Regions from separate parts of the Mus musculus genome. Here region 2 is linked to region 1. A link is a loop called in an ENCODE intact Hi-C map of the cell type or tissue named here. Cell type or tissue: gastrocnemius. All regions are shown on one strand. Each heading gives the region's core, and the rest is flanking DNA. Links, peaks and the distances in the headings are about the cores only.

Region 1 (8,339 bases), core at 128-8,127:
AGGGAGACCTTAGACAAGCACTGGTGATTCTGGGCTGTGATGTAGCGCAGTTGCCTTTAGCTGGGTGCAGGTGAGTTTGGCCATAACCCTAAACTTTTTTTTTTACATGTTTTCACATATTTTTTGACTTATTTACTTTGACCTTCATATCACCCAATGGCATGACTCTGATGCCTGAAGGAGGTCCCTTTCTGTGCTATCTGGTTGATACATTCCTCTCTGCTCCACCCAGGGACAATCTGTTGACCTTCAAATACTCCTCCATATTTCAATTCTGCCCTTCCCCTTCCACTCAGTTTCTTCTGTCTCTTCAATATGGACCATTTGTCTTGTTTAATTCCTTATTTCCCTAAACCAATACCCTATGTAGCCATATAGGCATATGCATATACAGGTTGTTTCACTTTTCTGTTAGTGTGCTTGCCTTCTGTATACAAATCTCTCTCTCTCTCTCTCTCTCTCTCTCTCTCTCTCTCTCTCTCTCTCTCTCTCTCTCTTTCTTGTTAGGTTGGTTGTATACTTTCAGAGCTCAACTTGATGCCCAGCATAGAGTTTTGCTCCAAATCTAGTAGAATATGGGAGTGGAATTAGAATGGGCCCTAGACTCTGGGTTCTTTCTTTGCTATAACCTACAAGAACAAAGAACATTCATCCAGAAAAAAAAAAAGAAAAAAAAAGAAAAACAGAAAAAAAGAATGACTTTACAGGGTAGCGTGTAGACGGGTTGTACACACACGCATGAGTAACTGTGTTATCTTCAGTAATGATTTTAGCTCTGACACTAGACCACCTCCATTATACCAGTCAGCCAGCAGTGTGATGACCAATTTTCCAAATGATTAACCAAATGTTTGCTTTGCTCAATCTAACAGAGCAATTAGAGAGAATGGTGGTGAGACCAGGACGAGAAGTCTTAGAGAGCAGAGAAGGGAGCAGTCCTAAGCAAAGAACAATGGAGCTTGCTTTTAAGATCGTCTTTTAAGAAAGATGAGTGGAGTTCATGAGTATTCCAGAGAGTGAATGGCTCAGGCCACGTCATGAGACTTGGGATTGTGCAATAAAGATCAAGAGGACATGAGCATGTTGGGGGTAGGGGATAGGTAGAAAATTAAAGGTCACAACCAACATCTTTGTGCACAACATTTGTTTACATTTGAAATATTTATAGAAAGTTTTAGATTTGAGCATTGTTTATACTACCAAAATATTGGAAATGTCCAAGATATGAGAAAAGATAAAGTATGATGCATTTATTCAGTATAATATAATAGCTATATGATTAAATATGGTTGTAATAAAGATCTTGATATAACTATGTCTTTTGAGTAATCATAAATGAAATAGCAGGGTTTGGCTTGATCATATGTATTTAAAAATAAAATAAATTATAATCAGAGGAATCAAATGTAGGAAATAATGTCAGTGATGGTCATTTGGGTGATGCCCTTCTACGCTGTTATAGCTTATTTTGTGCTTTTCAGTTATCTACAATGGAAATGAAAGTCTCACGATGGACCTTTGAAAGATCCAGCAAGGCCTGGTAGTGCAGGACTGTAGTTCCAGCTCCTGAGTGAATCAGAAGGATCAGAAGTTCAATGCCTATCAGGGCTTCATGTGCATTCAAGCTGTTTGGTTTACAGGGTGAGTGTAAGGTCAGTCTGGACAAGTTGGCAACACCCTGTTCAAATTTTTTTTTAAGTAAAGAACAAAAATTCTGGGGGGATGCATGTCAGTGGCAGGATGCTCGCCCATCACGTATGAGGCCCCTGGCTCAACCCCTAGCACCACACGTGATAGGAAAGAAAATGCTCGTGTCCTGCCCCCAAGATTTCTGATGTCAGTCCTTTACAGTTTATGGTTAAAAGACGAAGTTTGTAGGAACCTTGTGTGACCAGAAGAGAAAAGGCCACAAAGGCCGGGCGTGGTGGCACACGCCTTTAATCCCAGCACTTGGGAGGCAGAGGCAGGCGGATTTCTGAGTTCAAGGCCAGTCTGGTCTACAGAGTGAGTTCCAGGACAGCCAGGGCTACACAGAGAAACCCTGTCTCAAAAAAAGAAAAGAAGAAAAAAAAAAAAAAAGAAAGAAAGAAAAGAAAATTAAAAAAAAAAAAGGAAAAAAAAGGCCACAATATCACTGAGAGACAAAGAAAAGATCAAGAAAGAAAACAAAAGACCAATGGCTGTAATTTTGTCTGTCCTTATCTAAAACTGAGAGGCGATATCAATTGTTAGTCTTTCTAGTGAACTCTGGGCCCAAAGGGTAGAAAGAGGGTTAAGTCCCACCACAACCCAACACCACTTTCAGTCTCACTGAAAGCTTCCCACTGACTTTTAGTCTCTAAGCAGACAGTGCTAGCGCAGTGTCACACACGGTTCAGCCAACCCCTTCCAGTCCATTTGAGTTCTGTCCTTCTGTATGAACCTGCTGAGAACAGATAATTCTCCATGAGACACTTCTGCTATTCTCTGACCCTCTCTATATGAGGTTTAATGAGACCACATGTAATGTCTGCATCGCTGTCTCCTCCACACCGGACACAAGCCCCCACACACGTAAACACTGGAATCCTGACACAGGGCTGCACATAAGCAAACACTGTAAACATCAATGAACACACAAGGGAAGGACTGAATGCATGTTCCTTGAGTTTTCCCCTCCTGGTAATGGGTCCCAGTTCTGTCTTAGTAAATCCTTCCTGACGTGGTTTCTGAACTTTCATTTACCATCCTACACCTCATATTAAAATGCCGAGCTCACGAATCTGCACAATAGTTCTCACCCAATCCATGGGATCTTCAGCTTCTCCAGAATGATCTATTTCAGAGGGAGATGATCTTCCCCAGGGAAGAGCACACCAACTGACTCTCCTGTACCAGATTGTCAGCCCTGAAATCATACATGCAAGTAACATTATATGGCCTGAACAGGCTACATTTAGGTATATATGTCTACATATATATGCATGTGATAACAATTAGTGAGAGGAAAGGAGGCCATGGGTTTGAAGGAGAGCAGAGGGGTCACAGCAGAGTTTGAAGGGAGGAAAAGGAAGGGAGAGATGTAATTATCTTATGACCTCAAAAATAAAGAAGGATGACCCATTGTTTTGTGATGTGACTCAAGATTTTCATGACCACTGTGAAAGTCACTGGTGTTCAAGATGCATGTAATTTGCAGGGTTAGGGCTTGGAGTGCATGGGAGCAACCCAGCGGCACCATTTCTAGTTACACGACTGAAGACCTTACACAACACTGTGCAAAAGACAGCACAGTCAGCCAGAAGTCCTTTAACGGCCAAGGACTCTGTCACTCAGAGTCCCTATTCTGCATGCTCCTTATTCGTCAAATGGAGATAATTAATAGTCCATGCCTTGGAGAGTCGTTGGGGACTCATCAAAGCATGCATGGGAACAATCACTGAGACCTTCAGTAAATTACTCAAGTCTCTGATTCTCAGAACACTGCCCGAGTCCTAGCTTTCTCTCCATGCCTGCCCATTCCAGATTGCTGTCAGTCAATCTAGCAAATGCTTTCGTTCTTTCGCTAATCCTCAACTTCTTTTTTTAGATTAAGAGTAATTACTCCCAAATGTATACATGAAAGCCTGACTCTTGCCTAACATACATCAAACCATCTGTACATATGTGTCTAGGTTTTATTTATTATTCTTCATTAAATCTATTTCAAGTGAAAACAGTCAGTTTGCCTAAGCATTAAATTATCTCAGCACAGCGGCGTTGCTCTGCTGCCATTTTCCACCAGAGGTCACTGTTTCTCTAGGAAGGGGTCAGCCTAGCGTTTAAAACCAGACAGATCTTTTGGGAAGGTGATGTTTCTCCCGCGATCACAGAATTAAGTGCATACCAAAGTACTAGGAGTATAAGGATGGTGCCATTTCGATTTTACTTCCTGGATAAAAGTTCCAGCTATTGCCGAAATGCTAAAGGCCTGTGTCCTGCAAGGGCCTTTTAGACAGTTTAGTACAGGGGTCTCACAAATGAGACCAAGCTCAATCTGGTTTCGTACGCTTTTGTTGTTATTTATTTTGTCACACACATGTTGATTACTATTGTTATTACTGGGCAGATAGATTAACCACAAGATCACACATTAAAAAAATATAGATTTAATAACAATCCTTAAAAAAATAACCCCAAAATCCTCACAATGCCAAGTCCACCAGCCCTTATGGCAACAGCTTCTAGAACTCATTTAATTCACACCATTATTCAACAAGGCACATGCTGGTCTGCTCACTAGTTCCCATTTAGCCCCCTGTATCTACCTGAACCTCAGAACTGGAGTATGTGACCCAAATGTTCTGCTACACACCCTTCGTGATGACACTGGAGTCGAGAAGTAAGGAGTTGCTTACTCAAGGTCACACCATGAATGAGGTGCTGTGTTCAGCTCCCGGGCCTCCCAGTACGGATGGCTGTGGTCAGTTCCCACTCCAGCAGATTCTCAGACACAGGCTGGTCCTGACCCCCAGATATGCCTTAGTTAGTACCTCCAGTCCTTTCTTCCTCTTTTCCAGCAGGCTAGGGTTCCAAGGAGGATGAAAGAGGCCAGGAAGGCAGACTCAGTAACATCTGAGGCTTTGGGGGTACAAAGAGAAGGGGTCCTGGAGAAAAGGGAGAAAAGCAATCCGCCACAGGACCCTATTCTTGGTGGCTACTGTTCTCTAAATTCTAGTTTGACTTCTTAGCCTCCCAATTTCTTTCGTTGATCATAAAGAATATCAGGGTTTTGATTTGCTCATCTGTAAAATGGGAGCATGATTGCATTGTAGGAGTGGTATAAAAATGGTGTTCTGTGAGTATATCATTAATGACCCATTCATTCCATCATTAACTGCCTGATCAGGTGTCAGGTGCTGGGTCACATGAGTAACTAAAACCTGGCTATCCTCAAGAAGTAGCAGTCACTTGGGAGGAAACAGAAGAGGCAGGTACCATGTCTCCCTGACAGCGCTGTGCTTTCAGCATTGAATCTCCACTTGTCAACTGTTGTCTTCCTAAACCAGCGATTCTGCTCTTGGTGCTGCATTAAAACATCTGGAGAATTCAAAACAAAACAAACAAACATTTTTAATATTCACAGTTTCCTAATTTCTGGGAACTAGAATTTTAGGAAGTTAATGTAGTCAGTCCTGTTGAAAATGACTTCAAAGCGCCACACAGGCTAGAACCCTTGTCCTTAACCCTGCTCTCACTTGCCCCTCATTCTCCAACTGTGACCCACTTTTCCTATGCTAGCCACACTTCCTGTGATGGCCATACTCCTACCCTTGACTCTGGCATATTAATTAAACCCTTCTCAGCCTTGGTTTGTTTATAGAAAACTATGGGTCTAGGGGACACAGCTATCACCTATGCAGTATTCATTACATTTTTTTGTCCTTTTTCCTTTTTACCCCAGTTTCCCTTTTCCTTTTTCTTCCTTTATTCAATTGCTTGATCTTTTACCATTGGTAAGCTTAGGGATGAGACTCTGGCCCAACTCTGTTAAATAAGATGTAGGAGGAGCCTTTGAAGAAAATGTTTTGTTCCTAAGAACCCCTAAGAACTTCATCATGAGAACAGTTATTACCCCACTGTAACCAGCTGAGGGTGAGGGTACCACAGGGCCCAACACTGGAAGGTGAGTGCTAGCTCACTGGTGTGTTTAGGTTAAAGTTAGATTAAAGATGGGTAGAAGAGAACTAGGCTCTATTGAGTGCCTGTCATGTCCCAGTCTGTTGCCCTGCTAAGGTAGAAGTCTACCATTGCCACTCTGTGCAAAATGGCAGACTCCCTTTGTCACCAGGGCTTCTCCTTCTCTGACGTTATTAGGGAAGTTAAACACCCCCACCCCATCCTACACTGCCCGCTGCCCCCACACACCTCTATCTGCCTGCAGAACATTACAGGTTCAGTTTCCTTCTCTGGGTAAGAAGCTGAAGAGCAAGCACCTGAGATTCTTGAAGTGCCTTCCCCAGTGCCAGTGAGGCAGCTCAGTGCCTTAGCCTTCAGCCAATGACCTTTACCCACCCTGGATACTCCTATGCTCTTAACCCCAAACTATATAACCCTCGAATCACTCCACGTAAAGTTCATCTGTCTTCCTGAAGCTGGTCCTAGTGTGTCGTTATTACTGTTTGCACGCACAGGGCCTGTTAGTCAACTCTCCTTCCTTTCCTCTCATGGGCTGTGGCCAACAACCCTAGCGAGAAGGGAGACCTACGCCAGTAATTATATTACATCCAGTAGAGTCTATATTAGTCTGTGTGAGTGAAAACTGCTCTGGAATTCTGAAGCATTGACCTATAGAATTAGACTCTTTTGATTTTAACTTTAGCTTCAGTCCTTAAGCAAATACTCTTGGGTCACACTCTCATTCAAACTACCATAGCATCCTAGTCTGGAACTCCCTTGACATAGCCTTTTCCATTTTTCTATAGTAGGGTAGTTCTGACTGCTAGGAAGTTCTGTCTGTAAATGAGATCTCCTTGTCTTGAACCTCTACTTGCTGATCTTAACCACAGTTACCAGAAATAAAGCACATTTCTTTTTCTTTTGAACATGGACACAAGCCCTTTGGGAGCACAGCCATGAAAGTCAGTTCACCAAGTCTCCTTCTCCTTAAGCTATTCCTACCTCAATTTCTCAGCCAATCTGGTTTCTAGTCATACCATAATCCTGACTCCTTTTTTTGTGTGATCTAGACAAAGCATATGTATTCAATATCAGAGAAGGACAGATATGGAGCTAGAGACTACTTTGACATATTTTCTAGATATATGCATGTATATTAATTATACTTTGAAAAAAGAAAATTGTAAATAACAAAATTATTCTGTGTGGTAGTTTGAATGAGAATGGCTCCATAGACTCATGTGTTTGAATATATACCCTGTTCTGCCCCCCTTGTTGGTGGAACTGTTTGGGAAGGATTAGCAGGTGTGTGTTGTTAGAAAAAGTATGTCACTGGTATCAGGCTTTGAGGTTTAAACAGACTTGTGCCATTGTCAGTACTCTTTCTCTCTGCCTCTTACTTATGAATAAAGATGTGAGCTCTTAGCTGTTCCAGCTGCCAGGCCTTCACTCCGCCATCACGGACTCTAACCCTCTGAAGCTGTAAGCCCAATTAAACACTTTCTTTTCTTAGTTGCGTTGGTCATGGTGTCTTATAACAGCAATAGAAAAGTACCTAAGACCCAGATGTAGCTGTCTCTTGTGAGACTATGCCGGGGCCTAGCAAACACAGAAGTGGATGCTCACAGTCAGCTAATGGATGGATCACAGGGCTCCCAATGGAGGAGCTAGAGAAAGTAGCCAAGGAGCTAAAGGGATCTGCAACCCTATAGGTGGAACAACATTATGAACTAACCAGTACCCCGGAGCTCTTGACTCTAGCTGCATATATATCAAAAGATGGCCTAGTCGGCCATCACTGGAAAGAGAGGCCCATTGGACTTGCAAACTTTATATGCCCCAGTACAGGGGAACGCCAGGGCCAAAAAGGGGGAGTGGGTGGGCAGGGGAGTGGGGGTGGGTGGGTATGGGGGACTTTTGGTATAGCATTGGAAATGTAAATGAGCAAAATACCTAATAAAAAATGGAAAAAAAAAAAAAAGAAAAGTACCTAAGATAGAAAGAAGTTGGTGCCAGGAAGTAGCCTCCCGTTGTGACAGGCCTGACCATGCAGTTCTTTGGAGGAGTGTGCAAGACTTTGGGACTTTGGACTAGGAAAGCATTTGAATGCAGTAAGTTGAACTTAATGGGCTCTCCAAGTAGGATCTTGGAAGACAGGATTACTGAGAGCTATGTGGATTGTGGAGGTTTCAGAGGGAAACAATATTAGTAAGTAGGCTAGATGCCATTCCTATGACATTTTGGCAAAGAATATTGCTGCTTTCTTTCCTTGTCTTAAGAATGTTTTTGAGACTAAATTGAAAAGTATTGAACTAATTTCTTTGTTGGAGATTTGGAGGCCTCTTAATATTGATTCTATCATGTAATCCTTAGTAATTTCTTTCATGCAGGTCTACAAGGAAAAAGAACAAGTGGGATAGAAGGAAATACAAACTGAAGAGTTTAAAGTAAAAAGGGACATCAGGAAATTTAATTATGGACCCAAGGCTTGTGTTGTAAAAAAGAAATTAAGGAGAGGTTTGATCTAAAATGGAATAAATGGAGGGGTACCTTCAAGGTAAGACCACACCCAGCTAAAGTGTCCAACTTGTGAAATGAAAAGGCCTAAGGAATTTTCTGCTTCTAAAAATACACTAGAAATCATGACTGATGCAGATGTGATTCTAGAGTGCTGGAACTCACCCCAATTGGTAGACAAATTT
Region 2 (8,339 bases), core at 1-8,000, 920 kb after region 1:
TTAATTAGTTGTTACTGCATTCCTAAGTATAACCTGTCCAGATAAGGTTACTTGTGTGTATGTTTACACAGCTGACTGACACTGGATGGCCAATTGTGCTCTCTCATGGGGAAGACCTTATCTGCCCCTCCCAGCTTTATACAGTTCCCTGTAGATTGTTGTATAGGGTTGAGACCTCATGGGCTTTTCCCTGTTCAGTATAGCATGTTCATTGGTGAGATCCATGCTCAGTTGACTTTTGGCCAGTCATGTTGATAAGATGGAACTTCTGATGTGACTTGGAGACGCCGTCTCATAAGAAACGACCTGACCCTCTGGCTCTTAGAATCTCCCCTCCCACAGTTTGCACAGCGTTCCCTGAGCTTTAGGTAGAGGAATGTTTTTCTGATGTGTCCACTGGGACTCTACAACTCTGCATTTTGATAGGTTATAGCTTTCTTTCTTGGCCTCTTTCTGTGGCAAAGAGATGTTTCCTTGATGCGGGATGAAGGCTACACTTCTCTGTGGGTGTAAGGACACATGTTTATAGTAAATTAGTGGTTGTAGATTCTCCTCCAATAACCATGACTTCACTAGCACTGAGTAGTTAACTAGGTATCTTGTATCAAGCATGATTTTCCTCTTATTAAGAAGGTTTTAAGTCCAACTAGAAAGCTGCTGGTTACCACCAAAATCTGTGTGCTACTATTGTACCCTCAGGATTATCTTGTCAGTTGGTTGTTAATGCGACTCATAAGCAGCAGAGCTGAGTAGCTATGGTTGCTTCTCTCCTTGGAAGCTTACATGGTGCCATCTGGTTGGTTACAGATCACAGGTCTCTGTGTACTGAACATGCATGGTGTTTTCTGCACTGGGAACTGATCTTCCACCCTTGAGAGGTGACCAAGGACAACAGCAAGAGCTGTGTGTTTAGGGAGTTACTTGTGCAGACCTGACCACCAACTCAAAAGAGGGCTTCTTATGCTTGGAATTAGGGTTTGTTGTTGTTGTTGTTGTTGTTGTTGTTAGGTAGTCTTTGGCTCTTGGAGAGAGAACCAGCCAGCAGTCCAGATGACAAAAGTTCATTAAAACTATGTCTGTAGATATTTGTACACATGCTATAGGGTTTTATTTCTAGGTAAATAGTCAATATTATGATTTCTTGTGATTTTTCAGACACCTTTATTATTATTTTACTCACGTCCCTTTTGTTATGTATTTACCTCCCATCTCCTCCCTTCCCCACTAAGCACCTCAGCTTACCCTCCCCCAGATCACTTGTCTTCTGCTATTCGTTTTACCCTCCTCTCCTCCTCTGTATTTCCTTCCCTCTTTCTAAAGATCCCCTTTTCCTGTTTCTCTGATCAGATTACTTATATCCCACTATTCCTTTCTATTGCTCCCTAACTCCCTTATCCTGACAACAGTTCAGTTTTCCTTCCCTGGTTTCTGTAAATTGTTTTACCTTCTGAATTATTATTTTAAAGGCTGATTAATTCAAGCAACAATAGAAAAAAGATAGTGTTTCTTACAGTATAACCTCGTTTTTAGTCTTTGTTTTGGTATAAATTATTTTTAAATTTTTATTTATTTAGCTTTTATTATTTTACTTATTCACTTTGCATTCTACTCACTGCCCCCCTCATGGTCACCCCCTTCCACAATCCTTTGCCAATCCCCACTTCCTTTCTCCTCTGAGCATGAGAAACACACACACACACACACACACACACACACACACACACACACACACACTTGCCCCTCTGTATTCTCTAACCCTGGCACATCAAGTCCCTGTGAGGTGAGGCTAGGTGCATCCTCTCCCACTGAGGCCAGACAAGGCAGCCCAGCTAGAAGAACATATCCCACAGACAGGCAAGAGCTTTTGGGATAGCCCCCCCCCCCCCCCGCCTCCAGTTCTTCAGGACCCACATGAAGACCAAGCTGCACATTTGCTACAGAGGTGCAGGAGGGCCTAGGTCTAGCTTGTATATGTTTTTTGGTTGATGATTCAGTCAACTAGCACTAAAGGTTCGGGGTAGTTGTTTCTTTTGGTCTTCCTGTGGAGTTTTTATCCAGTTAGAAGCCAAAATCCTTCCTCCTATTCTTCCATAAGAGTCCCAAAACTCCATTCACTGTTTGGCTGTGGGTGTCTGCATCTGCCTGAGTCAGCTGCTGGGTGGAACCTATCAGAAGACAACGTGTTCCTGTCTGCAAACATAACAGAGTATCATTAATAATGCCAGGAATTGGCTCTTCACTCAGGTCTGAAGCTCTGGAGCAAGAGGCCTCCAGTAAGAGAGAACACGGGACATTTGTCTTTCTGGGTCTTGGTTATCCCACTCAATATGGCCTTTCCTGGTTCTATCCATTTCCTGTAAGGTCCATGGTCTCCTTCTTTACCCAGCATTCTTTGTTATTTCCGTTTACCAGGAGGCAATGGCAAGGATGAGCAAAGTGGGGAAAGTCGTGTTTCCGGAACATGCTGATAAAAAGTAAGTCTGTATGAAGCTGCCAGAGACTGAGAGTGCATGGGAGGAGGGGCAGCTCTTGCTCTGGGATGGACCTTGGATCAACCCTGGCTCTTCTTTCACTTAGACCAGCGGTTCCCAGCCTTCCTAAAGCTGCGGCCAGTTCCTCCTGTCGTGGTGACCCCCAACCACAACATTACTTCATTGCTACTTCATAGCTGTAATTTTGCTACTGTTATGAATATTACAATTCATTACAGTAAATATTTGGGGAGATGGTTTGCCAAAGGGGTTGCAACCCACCAGTTGGGAATCACTGACTTAGAGGTTGAAGGAATTCCTCCCAATATGAGAACTTTGGTTTATCAAGATCCAAAGCTTAGCTGGTCAGAGCTGGAGTCACATACAAACTTCCAAATTCTCAGACTAATATTTTCATCCTGAATCATAGGAAGAAATCTGTTTTTCTCTATGCTAAAGTATGGGAATCTTTTATGTTCACATCAAAGGACCAGCTGGCATTCTCCTACCCTTTATATATTTCTTGGCACTGAAGGCTAGAAAATCCCCCATGTTTAAATGCCAAGTCAACAAAAATATTTATTTATTTATTTATCTATTGAGTGCTTGCTATATTTAAAGCATGAACTGAGCTCTGGGAAGGATGCAGAGAGCGATGAGGCACTACTAGATTTATACAGAGAGATGATTTTAAGTTAACATGAATAAATTCTTCCATAGAAATGCCAGCAGGCAACAACATAACCGGAAGAAGGAATAACTGGGACCATGCATGGAGAAAGGAAAATTTTAGAGGAAGACCATGTCTCCGCTGACTTTAAATGTTTAAAAGTCATTTCCAAACAGGCCAAAGTAGAGAAGAACATTCTTGGTAGAGGAAATAATCTATGCAAAGGGTCAGCTTTTATACTGAGATCACTACAATCAGAACACAAGGTGAGATGAGGAAGTGAGGCAGGCAGAAGTCAGCCCATGAAGCCCCTGGAGCCATGCCAAAGACCCCTGGGGTCAGAGTTTTAAGCAGTGATGAGACCTGATCAAATGGACAGTTTGAAAGTTTAGTCATACAGAATTGGTTCGTGAGAGCTAAGGCTAGAAGTCAGGAGGCTCTATCGAAGGCTTTTGGAGCAGCCCACATTAGCAATCAGGGTCACTATGAAATCACTGAAGATGAAGGAGCAAGTCCCGGAGGAAAGCACTTGGTGTTAAAACTTAAAGTCTTACCATGTCACTTTCCTTATATGTCTCAAAGGTCCATTATTTGAGAACTTGAAATGCTTACTAAAATGACAGTCTAGACTCATTTTATTGTCTCCAAATGGAATCAGGCTATTAAAGACCCTGCATGTGAAGCCCTCTCTGACTGCCTAGCTCAGAGGAGCAGCATGGGTATAGGAAACTCAACCCAGCAACAGAGATGCCCCTCCCAGTGAATGGAGAAGCTGTGGAGGGTGTCCACTAGAGGGTGCCTGAACTATGCCGTTTGTTTGAAAGGAGAAGCAGTTTATTCCCCTTCATCTCTTTTGTGACCTTCTCAAGACTTTTCAGGGAAGTGTTTTTAAGTTCATTCTCAGAAAAAAAAAAAATCCATGTGCTTTCTCCCCCACCCCCCTGCCAGGGGTAATTATTATTTTTTAATTTAAATTATAGATTTTTATTAGATATTTTCTCCATTTACATTTCAAATGCTATTCCTAAAGTCCCCTATACCCTCCCCTGCCCTGCTCCCCTACTCACCCACTCCCACTTCTTGGCCCTGGAGTTCCCCTATACTGAGGCACATAAAGTTTGCAAGACCAAGGGGCCTCTCTTCCCAATGATGGCCGACTAGGCCATCTTCTGCTACATATGCCGCTAGAGACACGAGCTCCGGGGTACTGGTTAGTTCATATTGTTGTCCCACTTATAGGGTTGCAGATCCCTTCAGCTCATGCTTTCTTTGAAGACTGTGGTGTCTTGATGGCAGCTGGCAGGGTTTCCATGAAGCAAATGCACAGTGCTGTGCCGCCATCTGCAGGCAGCACAAAGATTGCAACTAGAAAGCCAGACCCCATTTCCTCTTCCTGTCTCTTGGCTTCAAATCTCATTAACTTTATATTTTCTTGGTCCCGAGCCACAGACAATCAATTGTTTGAGAGGAGGGGAATTTAGGAGATAACTCAGCTGGCTGGCTGTATGTGAATTTAATGTCTAATAAAGTAACTGTAGTTCAGTAAGCAAATTGTTACAATGATTCCAATTATTCAACCTGGAAAGGGTGAATCGTGGGTTCCTGTTGAGTGAAAAAAGACATTTGCAAGAAGACAAATGGTATTCCAATGAATGGAGTTTCAGTAGAATTGTTACCTTAAAATCCTTGCTGTGTGAGAGAGGCTGCTGAGCAAAGCCCCCTTTAAGAGTTTTGCGATAACAAAGTTAGAAACCCATCTCACCCCACAGAAGAATTGCACCGCCTTGTATTGTCATAGAATATCATTAGAAGCAGAAAATATTTCTAAAAGCCATTCTCTGACTGAGAATTGAATTCTTTGGAGCGGGGTTTAGCAGCATCTCACAATCGTAGATTGAGTATAATAGTAGAATATGGATTATTTCAAAGCAATAACTCATACTTACATTATTTATTTGAATCAGTCATTGTTCTCATTCATTTCACATATTGCTTAATCCTCACAACATTTCTGCAGTATATCCTGTAACTATCTCGATTTGCAGGTGAGGAAATTTATGCATAGATGGGTTTTGTAGGCATGGGTTGTGTAATTCAAGTCCTGGCCTCAAATCCCCTTCTCAGCCATGGTTTGGCCCCATCACAGTTCCGACATCACTCTTCTAGAATGCTTAAGGTTGAAATATGGAACAAGCACAAATTTCTGTGCACTCCCAGATTTTCTCATACTCTTATTCCCCATCCCAATTCACAATGGTTAACATCCCTTATAAGGGTCATTGTCAGAACATTCCAGAGTCTACCAAATAATGTTGAATTGGATTCATCCACCCCATTAAAGAGAGTAAAGACAGAGTTTTAAAAGTTATGATGCTCCGTACTATTGCTATCCTTGTGGCATGGTGATGCCTAAGCAGACCCAGTCTTACAGCCAAGAGTGGTTCTAACAGGTCTCACCTAAAGAGTCTGATGGAGAAGGCTGGTTAGCAGGGTCACTACCAGACACTGAGGGTAGAGCCAGGTGCAGGGAGATGTTGGTCTCGTTTCTACAGAGTTTACCCTAGATAAACCGTTGGATAAGCCAAACACCTGGATAAGGCTGTCTGCCAAAGTCACTGATATGTGGAAATCACAAAGGGGATTAAAGTGCTCATTCTTAAATCTGGCCAAGGTGCTGTTTTCACCTGTGGCTAGTCACGCCAGACAGATGTATTTAAGCTTGGGATCAGAAGGGGTCTGTGCTAAGCCTGAGCCATTCAGTACATGCAGGGGAGGCTCAGAAGCCACTGCTTTCTAAGCACGAATCCCACCTCAGCTACACTTCAGGCTATTCCACTTTGGATGCACCTTGCTGATAAAACACCTACATGTCAAGCATGCATCTTGCAGAACTGCATGTCATTTATACACAATAGATATGAAGCATAATAACCCCTTTGCTTCATACACTAAAAACTTAGATTTCCGTCTGAACATAACAGATACATTCCCATCCTTCTAAATTAGGGGGAAGGCACACAACAGCTTTGTTTTGCCAGTGTTTAATGTGTTCCTTTTTGTACCCCCCAGATATTATGACAAGAAATATCAAGTGTTTCTGAGAATGGTTGAGCACCAGAAGGAGTATTCAGCAATCATGAATGGAAGCTGAACATACCTGTCCGTACAGACGCTGTGCCATTCACTGGGGCCCTCTGTGTGTTCATCTTATGCTCAGTGCCCCTTGGGTATAATTTTGGCATTCCTGTCTTATTATCTAATAAAAACTTCGAGCAGGCAAACACAACTGGAGTCACTTATGTCTGTGTCTGGATGTGTAATAGTTGGTGGTTTCTAGGGTGCTTTCCTGGTAGCAGTAGCTCTTATTGGATGCTGGGATCTCTTGTAAAACCAGACCCTGAAAAATCCTTCAGTCCTGTGGAAACTTGTTCATTCTTTCCATGTCAGCTATTAAATTAGGCCTTATCTGCTTTATGTGGTATAACCTGGTGCTTAGTCTGTGTACTTTATGTCATTAGCTTCTTCCAGACTTTAGAATCAGATAGAGCATTTAATTGCAAAATCACCATTTTGCAACAATTATTAAAGATAGGTATGGAGAGGAGCTATCCATAGATCCTGGAGGAAAGTTTGATAAGTAACAGGATGTATACAGGGTTTTAAAACTGTTGCTTCACAGATGAGTGATTCCAAGGGGCAGGGAGAACGTTAACTATACAAAGAAACAGAGTACCATCACACCATCTCTGTTGCCTTCACGCTTCCAGACATGGTAGTCTGACAAAGGAACAACATCACTCATGCTGGGTACGCATAGTCCAAATGTAATGGTTAGGAAACCCCATACAAACACATTCCGAATGTCTCCTTCCCAGGCCACTAGTGAATCCCCCGACCTGGACTTGGTCCATACAGCCAGGAGATCAAGTTCTCCTAGCACCTCCCTACCAGTCAACTCCTTCTCACCAGGCCAAGTGGCAAGGGTCCTATATGGTGCTATTCACAGCCCCGACTGTAGTCAGACTCCAGGAAATCCCACCCTGGGTCCATCTCTCTCATATGAACCTTTTCGTTCTGCTCTTTGTCCCATTCTTCAATATTCTTCTAACCCCGCTTTACTGTATTCACCTGCACCAAGTCCCTGCTCCCTTAAGATTACCTGTTTCTCCGCTGCCCCCATCACTGAAAAAGATGAATCCCATTCCCCCTTTCCCACTCCTGCATTTCCTTGACCCACTAAATTGATACACCTGGCCAGTACACATGGTAGCTCCAGGTCAGGGAAACCCATAAATCACAAAACCTCTGCTCAGGTTACCAGCAAGGCTTTCCATCCCACGGCTGTATGCACTGCTCCTACTACAACCCCTATTCGGTCCCACTCTATTTTCCCAAATCATAATCATCCACTCTTTGCCTGCTTCACTTTCAATCAATTTGACATCTGAATGGGATGTCAGCATTGGGTCTTCAAAGTCCTTTGGGCCAACTGTACCATCCAGTGTCGGGTCTTGGGAAAGCCATACATCTGGACTCCTCCATACCACTAAAATCCACACTCTCCAAAAATATATCTAGCACTCATGGGAGGATAGATGAACCACTGAAATCCACGGTGTATTTTACAGAGGAAAATGAGCCAGCTCCTTTAACAGTGGACACCATAGCTACTACTAACATTCACTACTAGCAGGTTCCCCTAATCACATTAGCACTCCATGTATCCTCAGACACCAAATGCTCTGAACAAATCCCACACTCCCAATTACAAGGCATAAATAAATCCAAACCTCCCCAGCCATCTCCCTCTGACACGCACATTCTCATGATCTCATGACCAAAGCCTCACTTTGATGAAGACATCCAACAAAATTCTCTTGTCAATTTCACTGATCTTCAGTGTTTCCCACTGCTTTCTCTGTACCTGCCTTCAACACCTTCCGTAGCTTGCCTGAGAGGGTACCAGTTCCCTACCTCTGACCTTGTTCCCAGCCATCTGACCTGCTTTTTGTGAACCAGGATAAGTTCTTTCAATCTGTCCATACCAATCCTCGAATTTGTTACTATCCCTTTCAATATTTAACAAAAATCTTCCTAATTATCCCTGTTCCCCAAAAACCTCAATTTCAAAGCCTACCTGGCCACCACAGGGAAGGCTATTTTGGTATAATGGAAGTCTTTCAAATTATATTTTCACC

Evidence for each region. A loop is a pair of places that touch in the nucleus more often than their neighbours do. Peaks named below come from ENCODE experiments on the same cell type or tissue, not always from the same donor. Only the 100,000 strongest peaks of a DNase experiment are listed, where the experiment ranks them.
Region 2: it touches region 1 in a loop (10-fold over the local background); 24 of 42 quality-filtered maps call a loop at or near these places.

Annotation. Positions count from the first base shown.
Region 1 is chr4:95,004,584-95,012,922 of GRCm38, forward strand. The region is part of intron 2 of Gm12694 (a long non-coding RNA gene); the gene reads left to right. Among named protein-coding and RNA genes, the nearest start is that of Gm12694, 30 kb to the left of the region's middle. In gastrocnemius, for the core only: a CTCF peak has its summit at 3,748 (motif pointing right); a DNase peak (open chromatin) is centred at 3,763; H3K4me3 peaks cover 517 bases; H3K27ac peaks cover 438 bases.
Region 2 is chr4:95,920,513-95,928,851 of GRCm38, forward strand. Fggy (FGGY carbohydrate kinase domain containing) reads left to right here. Exons shown (of 16, transcript NM_001113412.1): 15 at 2,413-2,474; 16 at 6,211-6,427. The coding sequence ends at 6,292. Among named protein-coding and RNA genes, the nearest start is that of Hook1, 43 kb to the right of the region's middle. In gastrocnemius, for the core only: CTCF peaks have their summits at 3,922 (motif pointing right) and 4,505 (motif pointing left); DNase peaks (open chromatin) are centred at 3,468, 3,907 and 4,469.